Linked DNA regions of Homo sapiens: regions 2 and 3 are each linked to region 1. Evidence: read pairs that join two places in POLR2A ChIA-PET (ENCODE). Cell type or tissue: MCF 10A. All regions are shown on one strand. Links, peaks and the distances in the headings refer to the core of each region. The heading gives the core; the rest is flanking DNA.

What was found. ChIA-PET counts read pairs that join two places held together with the same protein. Peaks named below come from ENCODE experiments on the same cell type or tissue, not always from the same donor. Only the 100,000 strongest peaks of a DNase experiment are listed, where the experiment ranks them.
Region 2: POLR2A ChIA-PET joins it to region 1 with 9 read pairs; 3 of 35 experiments call an interaction of 5 or more read pairs at or near these places.
Region 3: POLR2A ChIA-PET joins it to region 1 with 7 read pairs; 2 of 35 experiments call an interaction of 5 or more read pairs at or near these places.

Annotation. Positions count from the first base shown.
Region 1 is chr20:3,311,016-3,315,790 of GRCh38, reverse strand. It overlaps DNAAF9 (dynein axonemal assembly factor 9), which reads left to right. Exons shown (of 37, transcript NM_001009984.3): 19 at 6-56; 20 at 671-758. Among named protein-coding and RNA genes, the nearest start is that of SLC4A11, 74 kb to the right of the region's middle. In MCF 10A, for the core only: no CTCF peak of the experiment used is centred there; a DNase peak (open chromatin) is centred at 2,610.
Region 2 is chr20:3,418,203-3,422,977 of GRCh38, reverse strand. LOC105372508 (a long non-coding RNA gene) reads left to right here. Exons shown (of 3, transcript XR_937212.3): 2 at 900-1,027. LOC105372509 (a long non-coding RNA gene) reads right to left here and starts at 4,583. Exons shown (of 3, transcript XR_001754709.1): 1 at 4,542-4,583; 2 at 2,846-2,931; 3 at 2,190-2,424. RefSeq lists an enhancer at 2,306-2,375. In MCF 10A, for the core only: no CTCF peak of the experiment used is centred there; a DNase peak (open chromatin) is centred at 2,437.
Region 3 is chr20:3,542,365-3,547,139 of GRCh38, reverse strand. ATRN (attractin) reads right to left here. Exons shown (of 29, transcript NM_139321.3): 4 at 1,250-1,378. Among named protein-coding and RNA genes, the nearest start is that of ATRN, 74 kb to the right of the region's middle. In MCF 10A, for the core only: no CTCF peak of the experiment used is centred there; a DNase peak (open chromatin) is centred at 2,829.

The DNA.
Region 1 (4,775 bases), core at 566-4,565:
CACAGGTGGAAGATAATGAAGTAAAATTGTCTGAGAAAACCCAGCAAGCAGTGAGGGTAAGCAGCCTTCTTATTCTCAGTGTGAACATTATATCAAAAAATAATGTAAGCAATTCATAAAGGTATTAAAATGCTTCATCTCACTACTAATCTAAAAGACTTGCACTATGTTGTCTTCACTTCCTATTTGCATTCCTCCCCTTCCCAGCAGAGCTTTAGAAATAACCATTTATGGGGGATACAATTAGAGGGATTCTTTATTCCATCAGGGCCTTCTGGTGTTCTTTTAAAAATCTCCCCATAATATTAAAAGCAGATCCCAGATTGGCCTAGACATGTAGAGCTGAGACATCAAGGCTTTAGGCCAAGGAGAAGCTGCCTCTGTTTTCACAAAGGAAATAAATCCACTGGAACATGAACAAGCATTGCGGGCTTTGATGCCTGGACTCAGAGAGAATCTTAATGTTCTTTTTCTCAGCACAAATCAAGGATGCCAGTAACTGCCAAAGAGCCAGACAATGCCAAAGGCCATGGAATACATTGGGCATATCTGAGCCTGACTCAGCTTTTGTAGACGGACATAATTGGGCAGGACTTTTGATTCTGTGAATATTTATGCTATAAATCACCTATTCTTTTTTGGATTTTTGTTTTTGTTGTTGTTTTTAAAGGGGGATGAGTCTTTCCTGGGCACTTATCTAACAGGAGGAGAAGGAGCATATCTTTATTCCAGCAATCTACAGTCCTGGCCTGAGGAAGGTAAGGAGCTATGACTTTAATGTTTTTGGCCATGTCTGGGTCCCTCATTTGCAGATGTCAGCATGGGTGTTGTAATTAATAATACATCTTCTATTTGAACACAATTGTGGTACAGAAATGTTTTCCTACAGCTTTTCTCTCGACCCACCCACTTTGTAGATGAGGAAATTTATGCTAGGAAGGGCTGATCACAGAACTGTACCTGGTCCTTTTGTTGCTGCCTGAGGTTAGTTAGCTCTCTCAATGGGCTAGGGCAGCAGCATTTCCAGAAATAGAATTTGTGGACCTAAACAGAAGCTGGATTCATTTCTCTTGCTGTGTAACAAATGACCACAAATTTAGTAGCTTAAAACAACACCCTCTTATTATCTCACAGTTCTCCAGGTCAGAAGTTCAGGCAGGCTTGGCTGGACCCAGATCTCTTGAGGTCAAAATCAAGGCATCAGCCAGGCTAGGCTCTTATCTAGAGCCTCTGGGGAAGAATCTTCTCCCAATCTCAGCAAGGATGTTGTTTCCTTTCGCTTGTAGGAATGAGGTCCCCATTTTGTTGGTGGCTGTCAGACAGGGATCCTCTCAGCTCCTCCTCCCAGAAGTCCTTGCTCTTGTGACCCCCTCCATCTCAGCTATAAAGAACCTTCTTGTATTGAATCTCTCACACACTTTGAGTCTCTCTAATTCCTCTTCGGCTATCAGCATGTCAAGTTTTTGCCTATCCCAGCCCACCCTCTGCCCCCCATAATTCATGTCCCTTGTTACCTCCTCCCAAGGGTCTCATCCCATTATGGCTACAGTTCAAAGTCCTAAATCTCATGGGCTTAAATATCTAAAATCTCATGATCAAGCTCATCTAAGTCCCATGTAAATGAGGCTTGGGAGTGTAATCTGTCTACAGCTCCTGAACATAGTTCTCTCCATGTCTGTGGACCTACGAAACTAAAGAGACAAGTCATCTGCCTGCAGCCCTCCCAACATGCAAGGTGGGACTGGCATAGACTTCAGGTTCACAAAGAGGAAAAACAGAAGGTAAAAAGGAGTCACCAGCCCATGGCAGCTTTGAAATTCAGCTGGGCAGACTTCAGTTCCTTGATAAGGTTTCAAGGCCTGGGAATAATTCTGGCTCTCAGCTCTGCCTCGGTGCTCTTGGTTCTACCCTGTTTGCTCTTGGTTTGCTCTGGGCTCATGGCTCCACCCTCTGAGCTTATAGCTACACCGCTGTCATCCTTCCTTTTTCAGTGAAAGGTAGTACTTTGTTTGTAGCTGAGCAGTTTTAACAGCCTGCCTCTTGCCAGTAGAATTTTGAGGGTCCAACAGTCTCCTTCAATTTTATATGTTATCTGTCCCTTTCAATCCAAACTGGCAGTGTTTCTGCTCATATGAAATCCTCAAAAACCTTGTTGGTCTTGCATGGATTTTACAGGGATTTACTGCAAGTTCCTCTTTGGCTTCCTCAAAATAACATTTTCTTATGACTCCTGTTCTTTCCCTGTTGAATATAGCCTTTATGTGAGGGAGGAGTTCTGACTTACTCTACAAATTCCTCAACCTCTACTAAGCAAATCCCCTTTCTGGATGATTTGTTCTTCTTGTTGAAAATATTCTATCCGGTGGCAAATTCCTCTCCCTGTTCTCAGATCACTGGTTCAGCTTCTGCCCCTTCATTCACACAGAAGACAAAGCACAAGGAGTTCTGGTTTTCTATCCACATACTGCTGGAGTGGTAATGGCATTTGTTAACACATCTGTCCCTGCACTTCTGCCTCTCCAGATCCTGGTGCAGAGAACCCAGGAGTTAAGAACATTTGCTGAAGGCAGGGAGTATGTGGTAATACTACCAGCCTTGAGGCAAGATTGCATAGTGTTTTGAAAGCAGATTGTAGGCACAACACAGAGGTGGTTTGTGCTGTGTCATCCTTGAGCCAATTATAATATTTAGCCGGGATATTTGCCAAAATTAGTTTGCACCTTCTTAGCAGAGGGCCTTGTTAGAAAAATAGTCTTGCATTGTATTGAGTTATCCAGCAAGATTCAGTGTATCCTAAGGTCTCTGTGCAAGATAAAGGGCACAGCCAGGGATTTCTGGAGGCTTATTAGTCATAGTCTTTTGATAACTTAAATTTTAAACTTTCTTTGTTGCTGAGGGGAATCTAGTTTGAATTAGGAGATGGTTTTCTGAGGCAGGGAAATTGAATAGAAGCAGAGAATTTAAACAGGAGTCTCCCCTTCCTGTGGATAAGCATTTTACCACTTTGGGATTCAGATCAGGAGCTGATGTAGGTTTTGTGGGGCTTGAAGTTTGTACCATTTGTGGACTCTCTTGAGGAAAATACTACAAAATGATTAGGGCTCTTCTTAGAGCCTTAGAAGGGGACTTGGGCAGGTAAGGGGTCCTGAAGTTCAAGTGTCTTTAGTGTCTTTGTCTTTATAAATCTGCCTTTACTTGGGACTGTGATGAGTTTGAAATTTATCTGTTCCCATCCCCTGAAGGTACTTATCTTCAGCTCCTCAGGATGCATTATCTTTATTGATCTTCATATCCTGAGTCCCATAGAAGGTGAAAACTCGCCTGATGTTGTGCAAGTTGTTATTTTTTCCATACTTTTTTTTTTTTAAAGCCCCCTCACCCTGACTGAGATGTAGTACAAGTTAATGGCAGCATCTAGAGGGTAGTCCAGGTCTGGAGGATAGTACAGGTCTTCTGATTTTTCACCCAGCAATTACTTACAGATGAAAAGAATAGTACTTCCTGGCAGGGTGTGGTGGCTCATGCCTGTAATCCCAGAACTTTGGGAGGCCAAGGCGGGCGAATCACCTGAAGTCGGGAGTTCGAGACCAGCCTGACCAACATGGAGAAACCCCGTCTCTACTAACACTACAAAATTAGCCAGGCGTGGTGACGCATGCCTGTAATCCCAGCTACTCGGGAGGCTGAGGCAGGAGAATCGCTTGAACCTGGGAGGCAGAGGTTGTGGTGGGCCAAGATTGTGCCATTGCACTCCAGCCTGGGCAACAAGAATGATCTCTGTCTCAAAAAAAAAAAGAAAAAAAAGAAAAAAGAGAATAGTGCTTCCTTTACCTTGAAGTTTTTTTCAGCTCTAGAACTGTTTCTCTTCACCAGTTAGTGGTGTCTGCTATCACAAGATGTCTTGCTTTTCAACTTCCCATTCATTCGTGTCCTTCATGTGCCCTTCTCTTCCCCGCCCTGCTGTCTGTGGCCAGGCAGGCTGCCCAGTACCTAATCCTCAGGAACCTGCTTTAGAGTTTTACCACACATGCCTATATACCTAGACAATATCTTATTTTGAACTTAATACAAATAGAATCATAATGTAGACCTGCTTTTTTTGCTCAGTATTCCTAGGATTCATCCAGTTTGTTGTATGTAAGCCATATAGCTTACTCATTTTCATGGCCCTATAGTATTCCTTTGTATGAACATGCAGTATCATTTTGACTCTTTGTGGACATGTGAGTTATAGTTTTTGTGCTAGGTGCAGTGGCTTGTGCCTGTAATCCCAGCTTCTCAGGAGGCTGAAGTGGGAGGATCACTTGAAGCTAGGAGTTCAAGACCAGCCTGGGCAACAGAGTGAGACTCTTGTTTCTACAAAAGAATTTTTTAAATTAGCCAGCATCTGTAATCCCAGCACTTTGGGAGGCTGAGGCAGGAGGATTGCTTGAGCCCACAGTTCAAGACCAGTGAGACCCCATCTCTACCCAAAAAAAAAAAATTAGCCAGGCATGGTGGCATATTCCTGTAGTCCCATCTACTTGGAAGGCTGAGACTGGAGGGTGGCTTGAGCCCAGGAGTTCAAGGCTGCAGTAAGCTATGATCTCACCACTGTACTCCAGCCTGGTTGACAGAGCAAGACCCTAACTCTAAAAAATAAATAAGTAAATATAGGCTTTTTTTGGTATTGCAGACTGTACTGTTATGAGCATTCTTGTGCATGTCTCTTGGTCCACATGGGCAAATGTTTCTGTAGGGTTGGAATGAAGAGTAAAAATTTGGAATTTTAGTAT
Region 2 (4,775 bases), core at 357-4,356, 110 kb before region 1:
TGTGATTAACATGTTGTATAATATATGACATATGTTATATATAACATATACAATATATTATATATGTTTAATATATTATACATTTTTAATATATAATACATTTTACTATCTATTATATATACATGGAGTACAAGTGCAGCTTTATTGCGTGCATATATTGCTTAGCAGTGAAGTCTCGGCTGTTAGTGTACACATCATCTGAATAGTGAATATTGTACCCAATAGGTAATTTTTCAATCCTCACCCTTCTCCCACCCTCTCACCTTTTGTAGTCTCCAATGTCTATTATCCCACTCTGTGTGTCTATATGTACACATTATTTAGCTCCCACTAATAAGTGAGAACATGTGGCATTTGACTTTCTGTTCCTGAGTTATTTCACTTAGGATCATGGCCTCCAGTTCCATCCATGTTGCTGCAAAAGATATGACTTCATTCTTTTCTATGGCTAAGTATTACAGTATTCCATGGTATATGCACATACTACATTTTATCCAATTCTCCTTTGACAAACACTTAGGTTGATCCCCTGTCTTTGTGATTATTGTGAACAGTGCTGCAATAAATATTCCAGTGCAAGTCTCTTTTTAATACAATGATTTCTTTCCCTAAAGAGTCTTTTGGAAATTCAGACACAAGCAACTTTCTCCCCTGCCTAAAATTTTTTGTTGTAGAGAAATTCAAAATTGTTGACATGGCCTATGGGTTTCTACACACTGGCTACGAACTCCTTTCCTGCTTCACCCTGCCACCTCCTTTCCCAGGAAGTTTGCTCTCTAGCCCCGCTGAACCATTGTCCCTCCACTCCCTCAGAGGCAGCCAGATTCTGTCAAACCCTCGCTTCTTTGCATTTGTTGTTTTCTCTACGTCTAATGCCCTTCCCTTATTTTTCTTCCTAGAGAAACCCTTCTGGGAACCAGAGTGGTTAGGAACATGGACATTGAAGTTAGAGCTGGAATCGAAACTCAGTTCGAATGCAGCCACCTTTTTGCTTTGCTGAGTGGGAAATGCAAGAGGGAGGCTAGAGGTAAAGCTGGGCAGGCTTGAGAGTTTTTGAGAGAAATGTTGGAATGCTGGGGAGGAAAAAGGTTCAGGAAGGGCTGAGGAGGTTTGCCATCTGAGTTTTGATGTTTCTCTTTATTGTTTCTCCATGGAAATAAATGTATTTATTTATTTAATATTTTGAGACAGCAGGGCCTTGCTCTGTCGCCCAGGCTGGAGTGCAGTGGCGCGATCTTGGCTCACCACAGTCTCTGTCTCCCAGGCTAAAGCGATCCTCCCACCTCAGCGTCCCAATTAGCTGGGTCTACAGGCGCACACCACCATGCCTGGCTAATTCTTTTGTATTTGTTGCAGAGATGGAGCTTTGTCACGTTTCCCAGGCTGGTCTTGAGCTACTGAACTCAAGCGATCTACCTGCCTCAGCCTCCAAAAGTGCTGAGATTGCAGGTGTGAGCAATTTAAATTTAAAATATAAATTTCAAATTAAAAAAATTTTTTGGCCAGGTGCAGTGGCTCACGCCTGTAATCCCAGCACTTTGGGAGGCCAAGGTGGGCAGATCAGCTGAGGTCAGGAGTTCAAGACCAGCCTGGCCAACATGGTGAAACCCTGTCTCTACTAAAAATACAAAAGTTAGCCGGGCGTGGTGGCAGGTGCCTGTAATCCCAGCTACTCAGGAGGCTGAGGCAGGAGAATCGCTTGAACCCAGGAGGCAGAGGTTGCAGTGAGCCGAGATCACGCCATTGCACTCCAGCCTGGGCAACAAGAGCGAAATTCTGTCTCAAAAAAAAAAATTTTTTTTTAATTTTTTGTAGAAACAGGGGTCTTACTATGTGGCCTCAGCTGGTCTTGAACTACTAGCTTCAAGCAGTCCTCCCGCCTCAGCCTCCCAAAGTGCTGAGACTACAGGATTGAGCCACTGCACCTAGCCTCTCCATGGAAATTGCCATAAAATGTAAATTATTTGTCAAGGGAAAAAAATCTTCTCTGACAGTTAATTTGGGCAAGTCACCTAACCTTTCTGAGGCTGTTTCCTTATTTGTATAGTGGAGATAATACCTCATTCTTACCTTATAGAACTGTTGTATTAATTATCTATTGCTGAATAGCAAATTACCTTCAAATTTAGTGACTTGTTACAACATAAGATATTTATTATCTTAATCAAACAGTTTCTGTGAGTCAGGAATTCAGGAGCAACTTAGCTAATTGGTTCTAGATCATGGTCTCTCTGCAGCCAAAGTATCCACTGGGGCTGTGATCAACTGCAGGGTTCACTGGAGTGGGAAGATCTGCTTCCAGGATGGTTCAGTCACATGACTGACAAGTTGATGCTGGTTTTTGGCAGGAGGCCTCAGTTTCTCACCACGTGGGCCTCTCCATAGAGCTGCTTGAGTGTCCTCATAAAACGGCAGCTGCTTTGTCTAGAACAGATTATGCAAGAGAAAGCAAAAGGAAGTTGCATATGTCTTTCATGACCAAGCCTTGGAAGTCACAATGTGTGCCATACTCTATTGGTCACAGGCCAGGCATGATTCAGTATTGAGGGAGGCTATACAAAGGCATGAACACAGGACTTGAGGATCACTGGGGGCCATCTTGGCTGGCTACCACAGAGGATGACATGAAGAGTGCTTAGTGTGGTTTTGAATTATAGCTTTCATTATCACTCAGCTTCCGGACTCCCTCCACAAATGTCATTTCTTCTGAGAAACCCTCTAGATCACCACAGGTAGTTATGAAATAGCCTTGCCAAAAACAATCAAAGTGGAATCTGTACAAGCTTTTATTATTTTCCAACTTCAAGATCCTGATTTGAGGCATTGAAGGAAGAGGAATTTTTACCTCAGGTAAAGTCTCTTGGCTGGTTCAGGCCTTCCTACCTCTCTCTGTTCCCTTGTCACTGAACATCAGAGCCAGCACATTCTCCTCTAAAATAAATGAAAAAATAATAATACATTAGAATTCATGAAAATTAAAATCTTCTACTGCACAAAAGACACCTTTAAGAAAATGTAGTGGCTCACGCCTGTAATCCCAGCACTTTGGGAGGCCAAGGTGGGCAGATCAACTGAGGTCAGGAGTTTAAGACCAGTATGGCCAACATGATGAAACCCCGTCTCTACTAAAAATACAAAAAATTAGCTGGGCATGGTAGTGCATGCCTATAGTCCCAGCTACTTGGGAGGCTGAGGCAGGAGAATCACTTGAACCCAGGAGGTAGAGGTTGCAGTAAGCCGAGATCGTGCCATTGCACTCCGGCCTGAGCAACAAGAGCAAAACTCTGTCTCAAAAAAAAAAAACACAAAAGAAAATGTAAATGCAACCAATGAGAGAAAACATTCCCAATGCATATATCCAGGAAAGGACTCCGAAATAAAATACTCTAAAATAAAGAACTCCTTTAACTCAGTAATAAAACACAAACAACCCATTTTCTAAATGTGCAGAGCACTTTAAAAATATTTTATAACAGAAGATATTCAGATGGTAAATAAGAATATGACAAGATGCCCAACATCATTAGTTATTAGGGAAATGCAAATTAAAATCACAATGGGACACAACTGCATATGCAGGAGAATGACGAAAGTTAAAGACTGACACTACCAAGAGTTGATAGGGTTGTGAAACAACTGGAATTCTCATACACCTCTTTTTTTTTTTTTTTTTTTTTTTTTGAGATAGGTTCTCACTCTGTGGCCCAAACTGGAGTGCAGTGGTGCGATCTCGGCTCACTGCAATCTCTGCCTCCCAGGCTCAAGTGATTCTCCTGCCTCAGCCTCCCAAGTAGCTTGGATTACAGGTGCATGCCACTACCACCCAGCTAATTTTTGTATTTTTAGTAGAGATGGGGTTTCACCATGTTGCCTAGGCTAGTCTTGAACTCCTGACCTCAATGATCCACCTGCCTCGGCCTCCCAAAGTGCTGGGATTACAGGCGTGAGCCACTGCGCCAGGACCGAATTCTCATACACTTCTGACGGGAGTGTAAAATGGGGCACAACCACTTTGAAAAACTGTTAGACGGTTATCTTGTAAAGATAAACATACATGTACCATATAACCTAGCAATTCTTCTATTTACCCAAGAAGAGTGAAAACATATGGCCACACAAAGACTTATACATACATGTTTTATAAGAGTTTATATATAATATCCTCAAACTGGAAACAAGTCAAATGTTCATCACCTAGTAAGTGGATCGACAAATTGTGTTATGTTTGAGCTATAAAATACTACTCATCATCAATAAAAGTGAACAAATTATTGATACATATAGCATAATGAATGAATCTCAAAAATCAATATGCTGATTCCATTTATACAAATTTCAAGAGCAGACAAAACTAATCTACGGACGTTAAAATAAAATCAAGGGCTGGGTGTGAAGGCTCATGCCCATAATCCCAGCACTTTGGGAGGCTGAGGTGGTAGGATCATTTGAGCCTAGGAGTTCAAGGCCAGCCTGGGCAACACAATGAGACCCCATCTCTACAAAAAATTTTCAAGAAATTTGCCAGGCATGGTGGCACTCACCTGTGGTCCCAGCTACTTGGGAGGCTGAGGCAAGAGGATCCCTTGAGCCTGAGAGTTTGAGGTTATAGTGAGCTGTGATTGTGCCACTGTACTCCAGCCTGGGCAACAGAGCAAGATCCTGTCTCAAAACAAACAAACAAAAAAATGAAATCAGTGGTTGCCTAGGGTTAGGTGAGGGATTTGACTGCAAAAGGGTCTCGACTTGTGTGTGTGTGTGTGTGTGTGTGTGTGTGT
Region 3 (4,775 bases), core at 357-4,356, 230 kb before region 1:
TGGGTTTGCTCAACACTGCATAGCTAGAGCCCGAGGTACAAGTAATGAAATCAAATCAACCCTGCTGGATTCTCATAATAAGAGGATAAGAATAAATAACTCATAAAGTCAAAGAAATTAAAGGAGGTAGGAGATTTGTGCAGAACTGTTAGCTCCTCATGGGTGGGAGGACTATCCTATTCTTCTTGGTAGCCTCCTAATGATGAGCTTTACAGAGTTGCTGAATTCATGCTTGGAAGTCTGGGAAGGAAAAGAATAAAACAAACTGCCAACAATAAACTACCATCCTCATGGTACATATTCCTCTGTACACTCTCTGAAAATTTGTATTTAATAGAATTTAAGGTTACTGCCCAGATTGGTATATTTAAAATTCCTTAGTAATTTTATCTACTCATTTCAGATGGAAGAAGGCAGGCTAGTTTAACTTAATGTAAGAATTGAACTATGGCCAGGCGCAGTGGCTCACGGCTGTAATCTCAACACTTTGGGAGGCCGAGGTTGGCGAATCACGAGGTCAGGAGTTCAAGACCAGCCTGGCCAACATGGTGAAACCCCGTCTCTACTAAATATGCAAAAAATTAGCTGGGCGAAGTGGTGGGTGCCTGTAATCCCAGTTACTCAAGAGGCTGAGGCAGGAGAATTGCTTGAACCCAGGAGGTGGAGGTTGCAGTGATCCGAGATCATGCCACTGCACTCCAGCCCAGGTGACAGAGTGAGACTCCGTCTCAAAAAAAAAAAAAAAAAAAACAGTTGAACTATAACGCATCTCATAATAATATAATTGTACTGACAGTGCTTTGAAACAATGTAATTCAGAATTTAAAAGGGGGGATAAATGGACTATCAAGGTACTTTAATGAGTATAGATTTCTTCTACTATCGAGTACATGACAACTACTAATATTTGTGGAGCTGTACTTTGTAAAATTCCAACGTTTTTGTCCATTAGCAGAAAAGTCCCTCTCTTCTAGAAGTTCAACAGCATCAACACCTGGGTTTAAATTGTGGTCCCACCAGTTACTTTGACAATCTACTAACCTTTTCCTGCCAGTTTCCTCAATTATAAATAAGCAGAAAAACAGAGCCCAGACCTCACTGAATTTATGGAAGAATTTTAAATGAGAAAATCCATGTAAACTGCCTGACGCTATGCCTGGCTCTCAATCTATGTTAGCCATTATTGTTGTTAAAACATAGTAGATAGTCTCCTGAATGAAATCACAAATACTAGACTTAAGTATCTTACCTGTAAGTAATATTAAATCCAGTCAAATTATAAGCAGCATCACTAAAAAAATGCAGCAAGGCATAACCTGATGTGGCAACAACCTCAGGGACAGTCTCATTGCCATCTCTCTCAGGAACAATGAGGCCACTGAAATGAAAACACACTTCTTATAGAGGGAAGCACAAGCACAGACATGTCAAATTGTAGCAGACAGAAATTAAAAACAAATCCGTCCTTAAAATTTAAAAACCACATCCAGGAAGACAGGCAAATTCCTGTGATAAACACACAGTGCTACCCTATCAGTTCTGGATCCTTGAGGAACAGATCTGAATCTTTTGCTAGGCTTCCTTTATTCTGAGTTGTATTTCTAATGAGATTTGAAATCAATGGCCCTATTCTTTTTCTTATAAAACTTTTTATACTGCTTCTTTGAAAAAATAAACCTCCACAATCACATAAAGTAACAAATTTTATGAGTGATGAATACCACACATATATTGCTGAAAGACATGAGGTTTTTGTTGTTTTTTTTTTTTTTTTTGAGACAGAGTTTCGCTCTTGTTGCCCAGGCTGGAGTGCAGTGGTGCAATCTCAGTACAATCTCTGCGTCCCGGGGTTCAAGCGATTCTCCTGCATCAGCCTCCTGAGTAGCTGGGATTACAGGTGCCCACCACCATGCCCAGCTAATTTTTTATAGTTTTAGTAGAGACAGCATTTCATCATGTAGGCCAGGCTGGTCTTGAACTCCTGACCTCAGGTGATCCACCCACCTCGGCCTCCCAAAATGTAGGGACTACAGGCGTGAGCCATTGTGCCCAAGATATTTTATATAAAATATTTATATAAGAATACGAAGAAGCTAAACAAACACCCATAACTCCAACACTGTTAGTATTCTGATGCATTTTCTTAGCCTAATTGATGTTATTTACATTGTATATTCCATTTTACAAATAAAACTTAACGCATTTTCTATATCATTAAAAGCTCCCTAGGTTCTTCTTAAGACCTCACTCACAACCCAGCACATGACGGATTCTAAATGTTTGTTGTGTGACTGGTAAAAAAAAAAAAAAAAACCTTACTGAGTAAAAGGGTCTAAATGATGCCTTTAAGACTCTAGAGCCATAATACCAACTTGCTTTCCAGAAGAGATATGTGATTTGAAATCGTATCAATACAGAATGAAGGGTCCATCCCACTTCACTCTGCCAACAGCAAGGACTACTAGTTCTATTTTAATTTTGTTAATTTAATAAGTAAAAAGCAATTTTTAAATTGTGGTTCTGAGTTCTTTTTACTCCTGAGGTTAATTGTTTTTCTTATGTCTACCTGCTGTTGCATTTCTTCATATGTCCATGATTTTTGCCCCATTATTGATTCACCACCACCACCACCACCACCACCACATTTGGTAAAAGCCTATATCCTTGCCAGGCCCTACGCAATCTGTCCCAGACACACAACCTCATGCTCATTCACTCTGACCTAGCAATTCTATTTCTTTGTAGAAGAAATACTTGCTCATGTACACGATGACCAATATACAAGAATGCGAACCACAGCACTGTTCAGATGGCAACAGGTTGAAACCCATCTAAATGCTCATGCCCAGAAATCTGACTGCATGAGTCACTGCATATTACCTAGGTCTGCGGGACTAACAAGAAGCTCAACAGGCATTCTGATAAGGGCATGGGGGAGAAGCAAGCTGCAAAACAATGGACCGTACATGTGTACACTTACACATACCTATATAAATGCATACAAAAATGGCTGGAAGAATCCATAAGCAAGGAATGAAAATGAGGAGGGGAAGGGATTTTCGTTCCTTTTGTTTTGCTTTGTTTTGAGACAAGGTCTCACCCAAGGTCTAGCTAGACCCAAGGTCTAGCCCAAGCTAGAGTGCAGTGGCATGATCACAGCTCACTGCAGTCTTGACCTCCTGGGCTCAAGAAATCTTCCCACCTCAGCCTCCTGAGTGACTGGGACTACAGGCACACACCACCATGGCTGGTTAATTTTTAAGACTTTTTGTACAGATGAGGTCTCACCCTGTTGCCCAGGCTGGTCTTGAACTCCTGGGATCAAGTAATTCTCCTGCCTCGGCCTCACAAAGTGTTGGGGTTACAGGCCTGAGCCACTGTGCCTGGCCCTTCATTCATTTTTTTTTTTTTTCTTGAGACCGAGTCTTGTTCTGTCACCTAGGCTGGAGTGCAGTGGCACAATCTCGGCTCACCGCAACCTCCACCTCCCTGGTTTAAGCAATTCCCCTGCCTCAGCCTCCTCAGTAGCTAGGATTACAGGCGCACCCCACCATGCCCAGATGATTTTTTTTGTATTTTTAGTAGAGACGGGGTTTCACCATGTTGGCCAGACTGGTCTTGAACTCCTAACCTCAGGCAATCCGCCCACCTCGGCCTCCCAAAGTGCTGGGATTACAGGTGTGAGCCACCACGCCTCGCCCTTCAATTTTTAATATGAAGACAGAACTCTAGGAACTCTGAAACTCTGGTGCTCCAGGAGTTACAAAACAGTGATGCATTTTCTACTATGTATTCAACTAACAAATATTTACTAAGCACTTACTACATGTGAGTCACTGTTCTAGGTACCAGGAATACAACAGTGAATAAGACTATGTCCCTGCCTTCATGTAGTTCACATTAGAAAAACAACAGATAAGCCCAGATACTCCCCACACAGGTGTGTGTATACGTAATGCCAGGTAGAGACAAATGCTATGAAGGGAAAGAGAGCAGAGGGAAAGAACAGAAGGTGCTACTTTAGAAAGGGTGAAAGGAAGGCCTCTTAGAAGAGGTGACATTTGATTGGAGATGTAAATGAAGGGTTAACCATCATCAGGCTTTCACTGGTTATATACACCAGAATCCCTTGAAATGCAGAAGGAATAAGTACTGACAAGATCAGGGCCACCTGGAAACAGGTATGTCAAAAGCAATCTTCGGCCGGGTGCAGTGGCTCACACCTGTAATCCCAACACTTTGGGAGGCCAAGGTGGGAGGACTGCTTGAGCCCAGGAGTTCAAGACCAGCCCGGGCAACATGGTGAGACCCCGTCTCTACAAAAAAAAAAAAAAAAAATACAAAAATTAGCTGGGCATAGTGTTGCATTTTTGTGGTCCCAGCTACTGGGGAGGCTGAGGTGGGAGCATCTCTTGAGCCCAGGAGGTTGAGGCTGCAGTGAGCTACGTTCCTGCCTCTGCACTCCAGCCTGGGGGAGAAAGAAAAGGAAAAGGGAAGGGGAAGGGGAAGGGAAGGAAAAGGGGAAGGGGGAAGGGGGAAGGGGAAGGGAGAAGGGGAAGGAGAAAGGGGAAGGGGAGGTGGAAGGGGGAAGGGGAAGGGTTCCTCTAGATCACACAGTCTAACAACTGCCCCACCAGCATATAACTTTCCTAAAAAAAAAAAAAAACTCTAAAAGGAATAATGTTCTTTTGAAGAATTTTCTCAACCACTCTCTCTGCTCTACCACCGCTACCACTGTTTATCAAATACACAGTCCAGGTGAACCACAGAGTGAT